Linked DNA regions of Homo sapiens: region 1 is linked to region 2. A link is a contact called in ENCODE Hi-C or POLR2A ChIA-PET data. All regions are on one chromosome and are shown on one strand. The core of a region is the stretch at or near the end of the contact, and the rest is flanking DNA. Distances in the headings are between cores, read along the strand shown.

Evidence for each region. A loop is a pair of places that touch in the nucleus more often than their neighbours do. ChIA-PET counts read pairs that join two places held with the same protein, here RNA polymerase II (POLR2A). Pooled maps may share reads with other maps.
Region 1: a pooled map shows a loop between it and region 2 (2.3-fold over the local background). The contact joins the enhancer-like site here to the promoter of MAPK8IP1 in region 2. A Hi-C loop is called at or near these places in 3 of 168 maps with a recorded cell type or tissue (A673, dorsolateral prefrontal cortex and mammary epithelial cell), 1 of 37 single-sample maps with no recorded cell type and 12 of 50 pooled maps. POLR2A ChIA-PET finds 5 or more read pairs at or near these places in 1 of 52 experiments (BJ).

The regions. Positions count from the first base shown.
Region 1 is chr11:45,962,792-45,969,076 of GRCh38, reverse strand. PHF21A (PHD finger protein 21A) reads left to right here. Exons shown (of 19, transcript NM_001352027.3): 10 at 3,469-3,762. Among named protein-coding and RNA genes, the nearest start is that of LARGE2, 43 kb to the right of the region's middle. RefSeq lists a silencer at 3,560-3,757. Within about 2 kb of position 4,021, at least 5 of the 41 ENCODE cell types and tissues checked have a DNase peak (open chromatin) inside an H3K27ac peak, as active enhancers do.
Region 2 is chr11:45,882,293-45,888,473 of GRCh38, reverse strand. MAPK8IP1 (mitogen-activated protein kinase 8 interacting protein 1) reads right to left here and starts at 2,823. Exons shown (of 12, transcript NM_005456.4): 1 at 2,553-2,823. The coding sequence starts at 2,653. CRY2 (cryptochrome circadian regulator 2) reads right to left here. Exons shown (of 12, transcript NM_021117.5): 12 at 5,230-6,181. RefSeq lists a silencer at 2,562-2,961.

The DNA of each region.
Region 1 (6,285 bases), core at 2,772-5,271, 79 kb before region 2:
TGGGGAGAAGGATGGGCAGTGCTAATATGAGATAAGATGATATCATTTGTTTATCAGATAAATCCCTAGTAAATACCTCAGAGGGTAGTCTGAGAGCACATGGGAGGGATACCTGCCTATTTTTTTTTTTTTTTTTTTTTTTTTTGCAATGGAGTTTCGCTCCCATCGCACAGGCTGGAGTGCAGTGGCACGATCTAGGCTCACTGCAATCTCCACCCACCAGGTTCAAGCGATTCTCCTTCCTCAGCCTTCCAAGTAGTTGGGGATTACATGCATGTGCCACCACGCCCGGCTAATTTTTGTATTTTTAGTAGAGACGGGGTTTTGTCATGTTGGTCAGGAATGTCTCAAACTCCTGACCTCAGGGTGATCCACCTGCCTCGGCCTCCCAAAGTGCTGGGTTTACAGGCCTGAGCCACCGCGCCCGGCCTGCCTGCCTATTTTTAAGAGTATTAGAGAAGGTTTCTTCAAGCTTTCTTTGATGAGTTGACATTCAGTCTGACCTAAAATCCTAGCTGAGTTAGCCTGATAAAACTTTGAAAGAAGAATAAAAATGTCCCAGGCAGAGGACAGAACATGTATGTAGTTCCAGGGTGGAGAAATGTGTTAAGTTTAAAGAACCAAAGGAGGTTTGCTGTGGCTGAGCACAGAGGGCCATGTGGCTCATGCAGGCTAGAGTTAGTTAGAGTTGAGGTTGGAGAAGTCCACTAGGGCCAGAGCTGGTGGAACCTTGTAGGCTATGCAAGAACCTGGGCCTTATCCTAGGAGCAGCAGGCATTCATTAAAGCATTTTCAAGCAAGCACTTGATGTGGTCAGATTTATGTTTTAGAAAATTCCTTCTTGCCTCTGTGCAGAGAATAAATTGGGGATGGTCAAGACTGTGGGCAGGAAGAACAGTTAAGACATTGTCAATAATGGTAATAACCAATGTTGAGAGAATCTTGCTACATACTAGGTACTATGCTAGGCACTTTACATGGAGTATCCATTTTAATTGTTACAACAACCCTATGCAAATAGGTATTACTCTTTTTAGGGTAAGGAATCTAAGGTTTAGTCCATGTTTTTCAAACAGTGGATCATGACCCACTTGTTGTGAAAGCAGTTTAGTGGATTGTAACCAGAGTGTTTAAATAAAATGAATAGAATAGAATATGAACTATTAAGAGTACATAGCACATACTGTGTTCTCTATTTCAGAAAGTTTTTGTTTTAGAGATACATGTCTATAGGCACATGCTGATTACAGAGTAAAATATATTTCTTACTGTTAAGTCAGTAGCACCCACCACAGGGTCGTTTTAAGTTCAGTCAGACATTCATACCGACAAGACTTTCATGGGCCACACTTGGCACCAGTCTACTTGGAATGATACAGGACAGAAACCACAGCTTGTGAGCAAGATAGCATCAGACATTTGTCTTCAATGAGTCCATACAGCAGTCCCTACAGCTGTCCAAGGATAGCTCAGGTGTAAGGAAATAAGCTCCTTATCTAAGACAGTGGGAAAGCCACCTTGGCATAGAAGCCTTATGCCCACAGGAGCCAATGTATCTTATAAAAACTACATAGGCATGGCTTCAAGGTCCCCACAATGGATGTGCCCAAGTTATGAGAGTCACCCCACTTAGGGAAGCCCAAATCATGGGGTCCCCTCAAGCCCATCCAGATTTGATTTAGCAATAAGGGATTTTTTTTTTTTTTTTTAAGACAGGGTCTCACTCTATCACCCAGGCTGGAGTGCAGTGGCACTATCTCAGCTCACTGCAACCTCCACGTCCCAGGTTCAAGCAATCCTTATGTCTCAGCCTCTCAAGTAGCTGGGATTACAAGTGTGTGCCACCATGCCTGGCTAATGTTCGTATTTTTAGTAGAGATGGGTTTCACTGTGTTGGCCAGGCCGGTCTCAAACTCCTGGCCTCAAGTGATCCACCAGCCTCAGCCTCCCGAATTGTTGGGATTACAGGTGTGAGCCACTGTGCCCGGCCAGGAAAGGGTCATTTTTATCATAAGCAGTGTTGCCTGGTAATATAGTTGACATTCTTATTTCCAGGAGAGCAGAGCTAAAGAGTTAATTGAAGGTCAAGCTTCATGCATAAGGGGAAAGCGTTTTGCCCACAGGGTCACAGTTTTAAAAGTTTGAAAAATACTGGCTTATGGCTGGGTGCAGTGGCTCACATCTGTAATCCCAGCACTCTGGGAGGCCAAGGCGGGTGGATCCCGAGGTCAGAAGATTGATACCATCCTGGCCAACATGGTGAAACCCTGTCCGTACTAAAAATACAAAATTAGCTGGGCGTGCTGGCATGTGCCTGTAGCCCCAGCTACTCAGGAGGCTGGGGCAGGAGAATCACTTGAACCTGGGAGGCGGAGGCTGCTGTGAGCCGAGGTCGCGCCACTGCACTCCAGCCTGGCAACAGAGCGAGACTCCATCTCAAACAACAAAAACAACAACAACAAACAAAAAAACAAAAACTGGCTATTAAAAATCAGGTATGTTACCTCAGGTTACACAGCTAGTGAGTGGTAGAACTAGGATTTGAACCCAAGCAAGGCTGACCTCATGTTTTTAACTGTAACTTTTTTTCACTGTTTTTAGTGAGCCAAACATAAGCTAGGATAGTAGATAGTGGAGTGAGGATAGAAGTAGACAGATATTAGAAGTATTTAGAGAGTAGAGGGTGGGGTAGGAATCATCAAGAGTGATTCCAAAATTTGTCAAGAAAAGGGTACTTACTGAGGCAATTATCGGAGGAAGAGAAGATTGGAAGAAGAAATTGATGAGTCTTAGACATGTTGATTTTGAACTTTTGAGATATTCAAGTATTGTATAATTCTGAAGTTCAGGAAGTGTCTCAGGTTCTGAGGTAAAAGTGTGAGTCTTCAGTACATAGATGGTAATTGAAGCCATGAGATGGGCAAAAGCTCCTAGGAATAATGAGAACATTGGGAAGAAAAGGGGTGCCAGGGAAAAAAATCCTAAGAAATACTCACATTTAGGATGAGGCAGAGGAAGAGTAAGCCCACAAAGGAGACTGAGAGGAGGAGTGGCCAAGAACAGGGAGTTAGAGGGCCAGAAATGGGGGTGCACTGAAGCTGTGGATATGAAGAAATTTCAAATGCGAGTTAAGGCTATTGGCAACATTATGACTATACTGTGCACAAGTTCTGGGTGGGACCAGTCTCTGGATTAGGCCTTTGACCTCAGCTAGAAGAGGTGGCATGGTATAGAAGAGGGAGCTCAGGGTTTAGAATCAAAAGCTATGTTCTAGGGTGAGGTTTGGACCTCAAGAGCTGATGAGTCTTGTATAAGATTATATGCCCTGAGGTCTATAGAATTAATGTACCAAAATGAACATTAATAAGTGTATTAAACACCATTTCATACATAGAGTGTGGAAGATTTGCTTTTATAGGACTTGAGCAGCTTAAGTAATACAATAATTATTCTCTCTTTCCCCTATAGGTTCGACCCAAGCCTGTGGCCCAGAATAACATTCCTATTGCCCCAGCACCACCTCCCATGCTCGCAGCTCCTCAGCTTATCCAGAGGCCCGTCATGCTGACCAAGTTCACCCCCACAACCCTTCCCACATCCCAGAATTCCATCCACCCCGTCCGTGTCGTCAATGGGCAGACTGCAACCATAGCCAAAACGTTCCCCATGGCCCAGCTCACCAGCATTGTGATAGCTACTCCAGGGACCAGACTCGCTGGACCTCAAACTGTACAGCTTAGCAAGCCAAGTCTTGAAAAACAGGTACAGGCAGAGTATGTACCTGCTCTGGGCAGTAGCCTTGTCGTTGAGGCATATGGCTGCTGGGCTTTCTCTAAATACATTTTCTCAAGGGCTCTTCATCTCACCACCATTGTCAGTAAGCTGTCGCTTATGTGCGATAATTCATCCACGTGCAGAAGGGTCATTCTTACTGAAGAAAGTTGGTTTGCTTTTCCCACCATCCCCTCGTAGATGGGCTGGGATTCCTGTGTGAGTGAGCTCCCCCTGGTGGTTCTGATGTGGAAATTCACAGACAGGCTCTGCTGCCCTCCGTCAGTAAGCACAGATGAGGTAGTAAACAGAAAACGCCATGTTAGTTTCGGCCCAATAAGAATCCAGATGAAGGTAGGACTGTGAAAGTCAGGAAGAATAAACAAAACAGGGAAAGGGATTTCATTTCAAAGACTTTTCTTTGATTGTTACAGATAATGGGGAGCCAAACAAAAAAAATTAAAATTTCCAAAAAGCATTCTTTAACTTTAGAGGATGCAGATATTTTAGCTCAAATATTGAAACATTTCATTTATATTTCCTGAAGTCAGATTTTATCTTAAAAAACGAGGCTAGAGACATACAAGTAACCTGCAAAAATACTTGAAGGTTCTGTAGCAGAAAGACCTCTGAAAACAAGAAGGATTTATAGGCAGTCACCGTATCCTATTTGAAAAACGACTAGTGATGAGAAAGAAGAATTTGGCAAAGAAAAGCATTCTCTCTCAAGAAAGTTGCTTTAAAAAGTCATCGACCTATTTCTAATTGTTCAGTCTTGACTTCTCATTTATCTGAAAATAGTCTGTGGTGATCCTGAATCTTCTGCTTCTGGATGGACCATGATTCAGAGAGGCTGTTCAGATGCTGCCTGCTGCCTTAGTCTTCTTGAGCAGAGGAACCTATGCATAGGGTACTAGACCTTAAACCCAGGCAGCTCACAAATGCGGCAGACCTTGCATTCAAGAAGCTAGTTATCAAAATCTGTGCTTAGGAAACACAAGAACACATCTCAATTCCTGGGGAACCTATTCAAACCCCAGGAAGTGCTTTGAGAAACATTCAGAAATAAATTATTATTATTATTATTATTATTATTATTATTATTTTGAGATGGAGTTTCACTCTTGTTGCCCAGGCTGGAGTGCAATGGCACGATCTCAGCTCACTGCAACCTCCGCCTCCCAGGTTCAAGTGATTCTCCTTGCCTCAGCCTCCTGAGTAGCTGGGATTACAGGCGTCAGCCACCATGCCTGGCTAATTTTGTATTTTTAGTAGAGACGGGGTTTCTCCATGTTGGTCAGCTGATCTCAAACTCCCAACCTCAAGTGACCTGCCTGCCTCAGCCTCCCAAAGTGGTGGGATTACAGGCATGAGCCACCACGCCCAGCCCAGAAATAAATTATTTACACATATTTTAACACAGAAAATTTCAAACTTATTGACAGCAGAACTTTGGTATTAAACTACTGAGAGTCAGATGCTCAAGCTTAGGAGTTTGGGTGGGGACCTGTTGTTTTGCACTGGCTCTCAAAGAACCTCTGAGGAGCCTCAGTGTTCCACAGAACCTCGTTTCACAACACTATTTTAGGTTATTAAATATTATTTCTCTTTACCTCTTTTTTTGATAAAGATATTTTTAGGAGACAAATTGTTTTGGTTTCATTTTATTTTTACATTTCTTTTCTGATTACAAAGATAGTACAAGTTCATTTTTAAAACAGATTCAAACATTACAAAAATATAAATTGTAGAAGGTGCTTTTCCCCGTAATCTAAAGAGAGAGTAAACTTTTATCATAATTTTACCCCCAGGAGTTAATTACTATTAACAGTTTAGATTATATTCTTACAGATTTTTTTTTCTTTTCTTTTTTTTTTTTTTTTTTGACACAGAGTTTTACTCTTGTCACCCAAGCTGGAGTGCAATGGTGGGATCTCAGCTCACTGCAACCTCCACCTCCCGGATTCAAACAATTCTCCTGCCTCAGCCTCCCAAGTAGCTGAGATTACAGGTGCCCGCCATCTCACCCGGCTAATTTTTGTATTTTTAGTAGAGACGGAGTTTCACCATGTTGGCCAGGCTGGTCTCAGACTCCTGACCTCAGGCGACCCACCTGCCTTGGCCTCCCAAAGTGGTGGGATTACAGGTGTGAGCCACCGCACCCGGCCCCCAGATATTTTCTATGTACGTGTAAAACATTTTTAAAGCAAAAACCAAAATCAAACTTATGTATTTTGTAATTTGGTTTTTTCCCTACTTTAATAGATCTTAAGCATCTTTTCCTGTCGTGGCCTTCACGTTGATAGAGCTTTTTATTTTAATTATAATATTATAAAAAGATATCCTTGAAATCTTAAGAATTAAAATAATTTCTTTTGTAGCAGTAAATTTCATGTTCTCTCTTCTCTTTTTTGAGACAGAGTCTCGCTCTGTCGCCCAGGCTGGAGTGCAGTGGCACGATCCCGGCTCACTGCAAGCTCCGCCTCCCGGGTTCATGCCATTCTCCTGCCTCAA
Region 2 (6,181 bases), core at 1,574-4,073:
AGACTGCCTGCCACTTACAAGCTCTGCCACTTACCTAACCTCCCTCTGCCTCAGTTTCTTCATGCAAGTGTGGATAATAACAACGCTCTGTTGATACAGTTATTGGGAGGAGTAAATACTCTTGCACATAGGAAACTCTTAGAATGGTGCCTGGGCGAACTGAGTGCCTTCCAAATGTCAGCGCTTACCACTGTTATTGAGTAACTATCCCGTGCTGAGCAATGGGGATACCAAAGTTTGGGTACAGACCCCCTTTATTTTCTGGGAGCTGACAGTGGCACTGGGGGTCAAGGCGCCTGTGTGTGTGTGCACACACACAGCCCTGCCTACAGGCGGCTCTCCTCAGCCCTTGAAACACTCAACACGTGTTATCTCATCTGATTCTTAGGACCATCCTGAGCAGGGGCCAGTGCTGGCATCTCAGAGGCTCAGAGGGCTTAAGTGCCCAGTGTCAGGGCACACAGGTAAGAAGGGCCAGCCAGGATTCAAACCCAGGCCAGTTGGATCTATGACTCCACCAAAGAGCCACAAGAAAGCACTATCTACCCACCCAGGGTTAAGTGGAGCCTGGCCAAGCACAGTGAGAGGCGGGCCAGGAGAAAGGGCAGCGGGGGCTTTGGGAGCAGCGGGGCAGGCCGGCAGGGCCTGAGACACTGACGCTTATTATTCCCACGCACTGGCCTTGTCTCCGCAGCCAGGCCACCATGTTCTGGAGTGCTGGCCCACACCTCAGCCTCGTGGCCTACTGCCACCCTTGTCCCACATGCCGCAGAGCTGGCCACACATTCACTGGCTGGTGTCTGCTTCCTCAGCTCCTCTCATTAAAGCATCTATGACACCTGGGGAAGCAGGTCGAGGAAGAAAAGCTGCCCACTGGGCCAGAGGCAGGGCTGGGACGTAGAGTGGACTAAACACGCACAGACCTGGGTCCCAGTGTAGCCTTAGTCTCTGACTCTTTTGTAGTCTCCAGATGAGCCACCCTGCCTTTGTTAATCTCAATCACCTCATCTATAAAATGGGCAGGTCACTACCCTCTCTTGGGGCAGTTATGAGGGTTAAAGGAGGGGCCTTGGGAAGACACTCTGGACAGCAGCGAGCCGTAGTGTTGTCTGCTAGTGTGGGGGCTGACACTTGTTGAACACTGACCTGATGTGCTTTTTCTCCTTTCCAGGCAAGAATCAATATTAATTAGCCCACTTAACAGATGGCACCCAGAGAGGACAAAAACCTGCCTGGGTCATGCAGTTAGAAAGTAGTGGAGCTAGGATTTGAACCCAGGTCCCTCTAAGCCCCATGTGCTTCCACTGCAGAGGCCTCCAGGTGGGGAGGCAGTATTTGCATGGAGGCCTCATGCACCATGCCAGGTGGAGTCTCAGACCTCAGTCTAAGGCATTATCAGAGAGCTGCAGCCCTGGAGCCTTCAGGCCTGGCCTCCTCCATCTGGCCCCCTCTGGTCCTTCCAGCTCAGCTCAGGGCCTCAGGGAAGGTTTCTGAGTTTGATGATGCTATTAGAGATCCCCAGGGGTCTCTGCCCACCTGAGGACCTGGGAGCCAGTGACCCCTTGCTCCCAGGAGGGGCTGGCACCACAGCCCAGCTGGAGCCTGGCTGGGGTGGTGCCCCAGGAGAGGGGAAGGCGCCAGTTCTCGAGATGGGGAAACAATGGGGTATGTCTAAGCCTCCCTCTCTAGGCCGGGAGCAGTGACTTCGGCCTCTTCCTCCCCACCAACTAGGGTTCAGAATTATGGGGGAGGTACATCTATTCCTCCTCCACACAACACTCACCCCTCACTTCTCTGAAATGCATCGGGCCTAACACCAGATTGGGGGGTGGGGGTGGTGGAATAGGAGCTCAGGTCAGGGTTCTGGGTATTTACCCCAGCAGGGATCCCCTCGACACCCTCGCTGGCCCTGGCTACTCCAGAGCCGAGCCGACTTCCCTTCCCGCAGCCGGGCCTAGGATTCCCCTGGTTGAGGCTGAGCCTTCAGCGCCTGCCCTGAGAGACACACCTGCCTAGGTCGGTGCTGCCCAATCCAGAGAGGGGCCCGGCCACGCCAGGCCTGGCAGGTAGGCCCATCTGGCCAGGCAGGGCTCGGGGAGGGGCTCAAACATCCTCCTCCCAGCACCAACAATGTCGTTGCCCCAGGAAACTGCGACCCGCGCCCCTCCAGGCTGTTCCCAGCTCTATTCACAGGCTAAGATGCAGCCTGCCTGCCCGCTCCGGGATCGCAACCCCGACCCCAGACCCTGCCGCAGCCCGGAGGTTGGGGAGAAGGAGGCCTCCGAGCCCCCTCCTCCAATTCCAGCGCAGACCTCCCAGCCTAGGACCAGGAATGGCGGAGGGAACAGCCTCGTGAACATGCAACGGCTACCAGTCCGGACTTGAGGCTGGCGGGGCTTCTGAGGGGGGCTCTGTCCCGGGAAGAGACCCCACTCCCACGCAGCCCTTTCGTTCCCGGGTTCCCGAGGTTCTGGGGTGGGGGGCGGGCAGGGCAGCCAATGCGGATCAGTCCCCGCTGAAGGGCGAGGCGCGCGGCGGCCGGGGACTCTCACCTGAAATTGGGAGGCGAAGCGATGTGCAGCCCCAGGAACGGGGAGGCGGCGGGCGGGGACGCGGCCCCCCCTCCCAGGCCGCCGCTTTCTCGCTCCGCCATTCTCGGGCACAGCCCTGGCCATCCGGGCGGAGCGCGGCGCGGAGGAGGCGGCGGCTGCGAAGGAGGCGGAGGCGCGGCGAGAGGGCAGCCGCCGCCGCGGAGTTCGGGCTAGGCGGGCGCACCTGTGTCTGGCAGGGCGCGGCACAGCACCGCGCACGGCCCGCGGGACTGGCGAGAGCGCCCCGCGCGCGCCCCCGGGACCCGGCCGGGGTCTCGCGCGCCCCGCCCAGGCCCCGCCCCCACCCCGCCAGCCCCGCCCCCGGAGATGGCGCTCTCCGCGGTGCTGAAGCCACGGCCCCCGCGGCCCTGGGCTTGGTTCAGCCCCGCCCTAAATCCGACATCGACTCTCCTCCACCCCGTGGCCGGTGTGGGCTTTGTCCCTCCGGTTGGGCTTAGTGCCCGGGTATCAGATGACTAATGGCAGGACACTGGACCCCAAGGTCCAGGTTGGCCCCCCGCAGCAGAGACCAAGAAGGCAGGCGGAAAAGGAGGGTCGTGGAGGAAGGCAGAGAAAGGAGAGGATGTCAGTGGGCTCTTAAAGTGTACAGGTTTGGAGTCAGGTGGTGTGAATTCACTGGCTCCACAAGTGACTGGGCAGTGGGGCCTTGCATTAGTGACTTCAGAGCACTAAGGTTTGGTCTTCTTATCTGTGAAATGGGACAATAGCAGTCCCTCTCATGGTTGTTGTGAGAATGTAACGTAACACAAATGTGTTGCCTGAGACCCAGAAACACTCCACCTCCTGCGCTGGGATCCAGCCCTCACCCCAGTCCTGTCCCTTTACCTTGAGGGGACCCTCCCAAAGACTCTCCCTAGAGGCTGTCTTCTCTAAAGATTGACCCAAATCTCTCTTCAGCCCCAAACAGCTACTCGTGGTGAATTGAGCCCTCCAGGCTTCTCGGTCTCTCGCCAGGACCTTCCCAGCATTCTCCTTCTTAGCGCCTCAACTGCATTTCCTGCAGAGCACCCCTCTTCTGCACCCACAGACACACATTCTAAGACTTGGCGCCTTTCCCTCTCCTCCCACTGTTGACTTCTTGGGATCATTTTGGTTGTTTCTGTTCCCTCTGGCACCTCCATCCCTGCTAGGCTTTGGCCATGGCTTCTTCCTCATTGTCTCTCCCTCGAGAGGGTGTTATTCCTGGGCTTCCAGGCCTTCAAGTCCCTGAGTTTCCCGATTGAGTTATTTCAGAGTACGGACTGCCAAGGCTAGGGCCTTAGCTTTGCTGGGTCGTAGAGCCTCTGGTCAAACCTCATTGGCTTCTCTGGTCTCTCGAGAGAACCCTAGAGACCCTGTCCACAGGGCAGAAAACGTGCAGAGCAAACTGTGCCACAACTCGTGGAGTCCTATTTGCAAATCTGGACTGCCGACCAGTCATGCTGGCCCCTTTCCTTCAGTGCGGCACCTAGCAAGGAGCTGGAGGCACCTTCCGTGCAGAAGGCAACCTCCGACCACCAGCCCTGAGAATATCCCAATACCTAGAGCCAAAGGTCATGGCTGCTTCTCTTTTCCCTGTCCCTGGGGCCCAGAGGGGTGGCCACTACTTTCTCAGCTTTCGTGATCAGGCCCCTTTCACTGGGCCCTCACGGTAATCATCTGCTGCCATGGTGCCTGGCTTTTCCTCTCAGGAAAGCAGTCTTGCCATCATGGCTACTAATCGTTCCTTAGAATGTAGACCTGCCTCAGCTAGGGAACATCCTTAGCAGGTCAGGGGTGGATGTAAAGGACAACTCCCTCTTCCAGAACCTTTTGCTCAAGAGCAAAGTTATCTTAGCTCCAAAGACCAACCCAAAGCCATTATTAGAGAGAAGCCAGAAGGGCAAGAAGGAAAGGCAGGCCCAGGTCTTGGTATGAGGGAGGCCAGCAGGAGCTTCAGAGCAGAGCCAAGAATGAGACAAGTTCCCAAGGCAGGTTCCTCCCCTTTTCTCCTTCTTCACTCTGTGCAGGCCAGACTGTGATATTCTTGGGCCTTGCCTGGGCCCCTTCCCAGAAAGTTGGGGTGTGAGCTAATAAAGCTTTCAGTCCAAGGCTAGCATCCCCTAGCATGGAAGCAGGGCACACTGCACAGAGAGGGGCCATTCTCTGGCCAGGAGACAAAGCCAGCATCCAGGCGCCCTAGGCTTGGCTGTGGGCAGATCTCAACCACCTAGTCACAGCCAGAGAGCCTGCATCCCCTCCTCACCACAGGCTGCAGCTTAAGTGGCTGCATTGAATTAAAGGATGGATTGAGGGCGTGGAGCAGGCCCTGCACTGACTGACCCCCAGCCTGGGAGGGGGTTTAAGTGGGCTGCAAGGCTGGGTGGCACTGCAGGATGGCACTTAGGACCCTCACTCTGGGCCAGAGTGCTCTGTACTATTTTGGCCAATTGACCCCCAACTCTTGACCAAGCTCTGGACCAACTCTTGACCAAGCTGCTCCAGTCTGCTCTGGCTGCTCCCCCTTCCTAAGGAGGAATAGGAGGCTCCTGACTCCCACAGAACCAAGATGGGGTGGCCGACAGCTTCATTCAGGCTCAGGCTTACCAAAACCCTGGTTCCCAGGCCTCCCACAAGATTGACGACAGCACAAACTTACTCAAGACAGGTCAGACATTTATAAAACAAGTGAATATTCACAAACAAATTGTGGGAGAAACACACCTTCCCAGCAATAGAAAATCTCTATAAAGTGCATTTTGCCTGCAACCATCTCTTCCCCATGCTGGCCCTTGGGTCAGGATTTGAGGCACTGTTCCGAGGGAGCCCTCAGGGCCACCTGAGCTGGGAGAAGGGAGGCATGAAGCCACCATGGAGCTCCAGGCTACTGGACATACCCTCTCTACCCTGCCCTTCCCTCTTGGCTCCAGGAGTGCACTGCCTGACTCCACTGGCAGGTTGATCTGGGAACGGGCTGACATGCTAGGGATGGTGGAGAAGTAGGCGGAGGTGGTCCTGCCAACCTGTACCTTAGGGAAGAGAGCCAGCAGCAGACAGGCAGGAAAAGGAATCATCCTGCTACCCGAAGGCGCTGCTAGTGAATACTAAATCTGGGCCTCGGCCTTTGGCCTTCCCACTCTCAGATTTGCCCTTCCAGGTTTGCTTGACTCTCTTTCTGGCAGTGGCCCGATTCTCTTTCCTCTCGACTGGGGCTGAGGGAACAGGGAAGCCCCCAACCCAATGCTCTGAATGCACACCATCCCCTGTGCCCTGCTCCCCTCCCACGATGATGGGACATTTCTAGTGAAGGTGACATACGTACAACAGTTGGACTCTAAAGGCAGCTCTCTGGCTGAGAAAACCTGAGGATATCTCAGGAAGAAGCCTGTCAGTGTGATGGACAGCTACAGGAGATGGGTCTGACCCCAGGGTTCTGGTCCAAGGACAGAGGACAGTGAGGGACAGGGCTGGGGCCAAAAGAATTAACAGATCTGAGGCTAGGAAAGGTCACAGGGGAGGTAGAAAGGAAAAGGCCCAAAGGCCAGCTTAATGATACACGTGAGGACAAAAATCCAAACAGGAATCAGCCTCATAGCCACACACACACACAC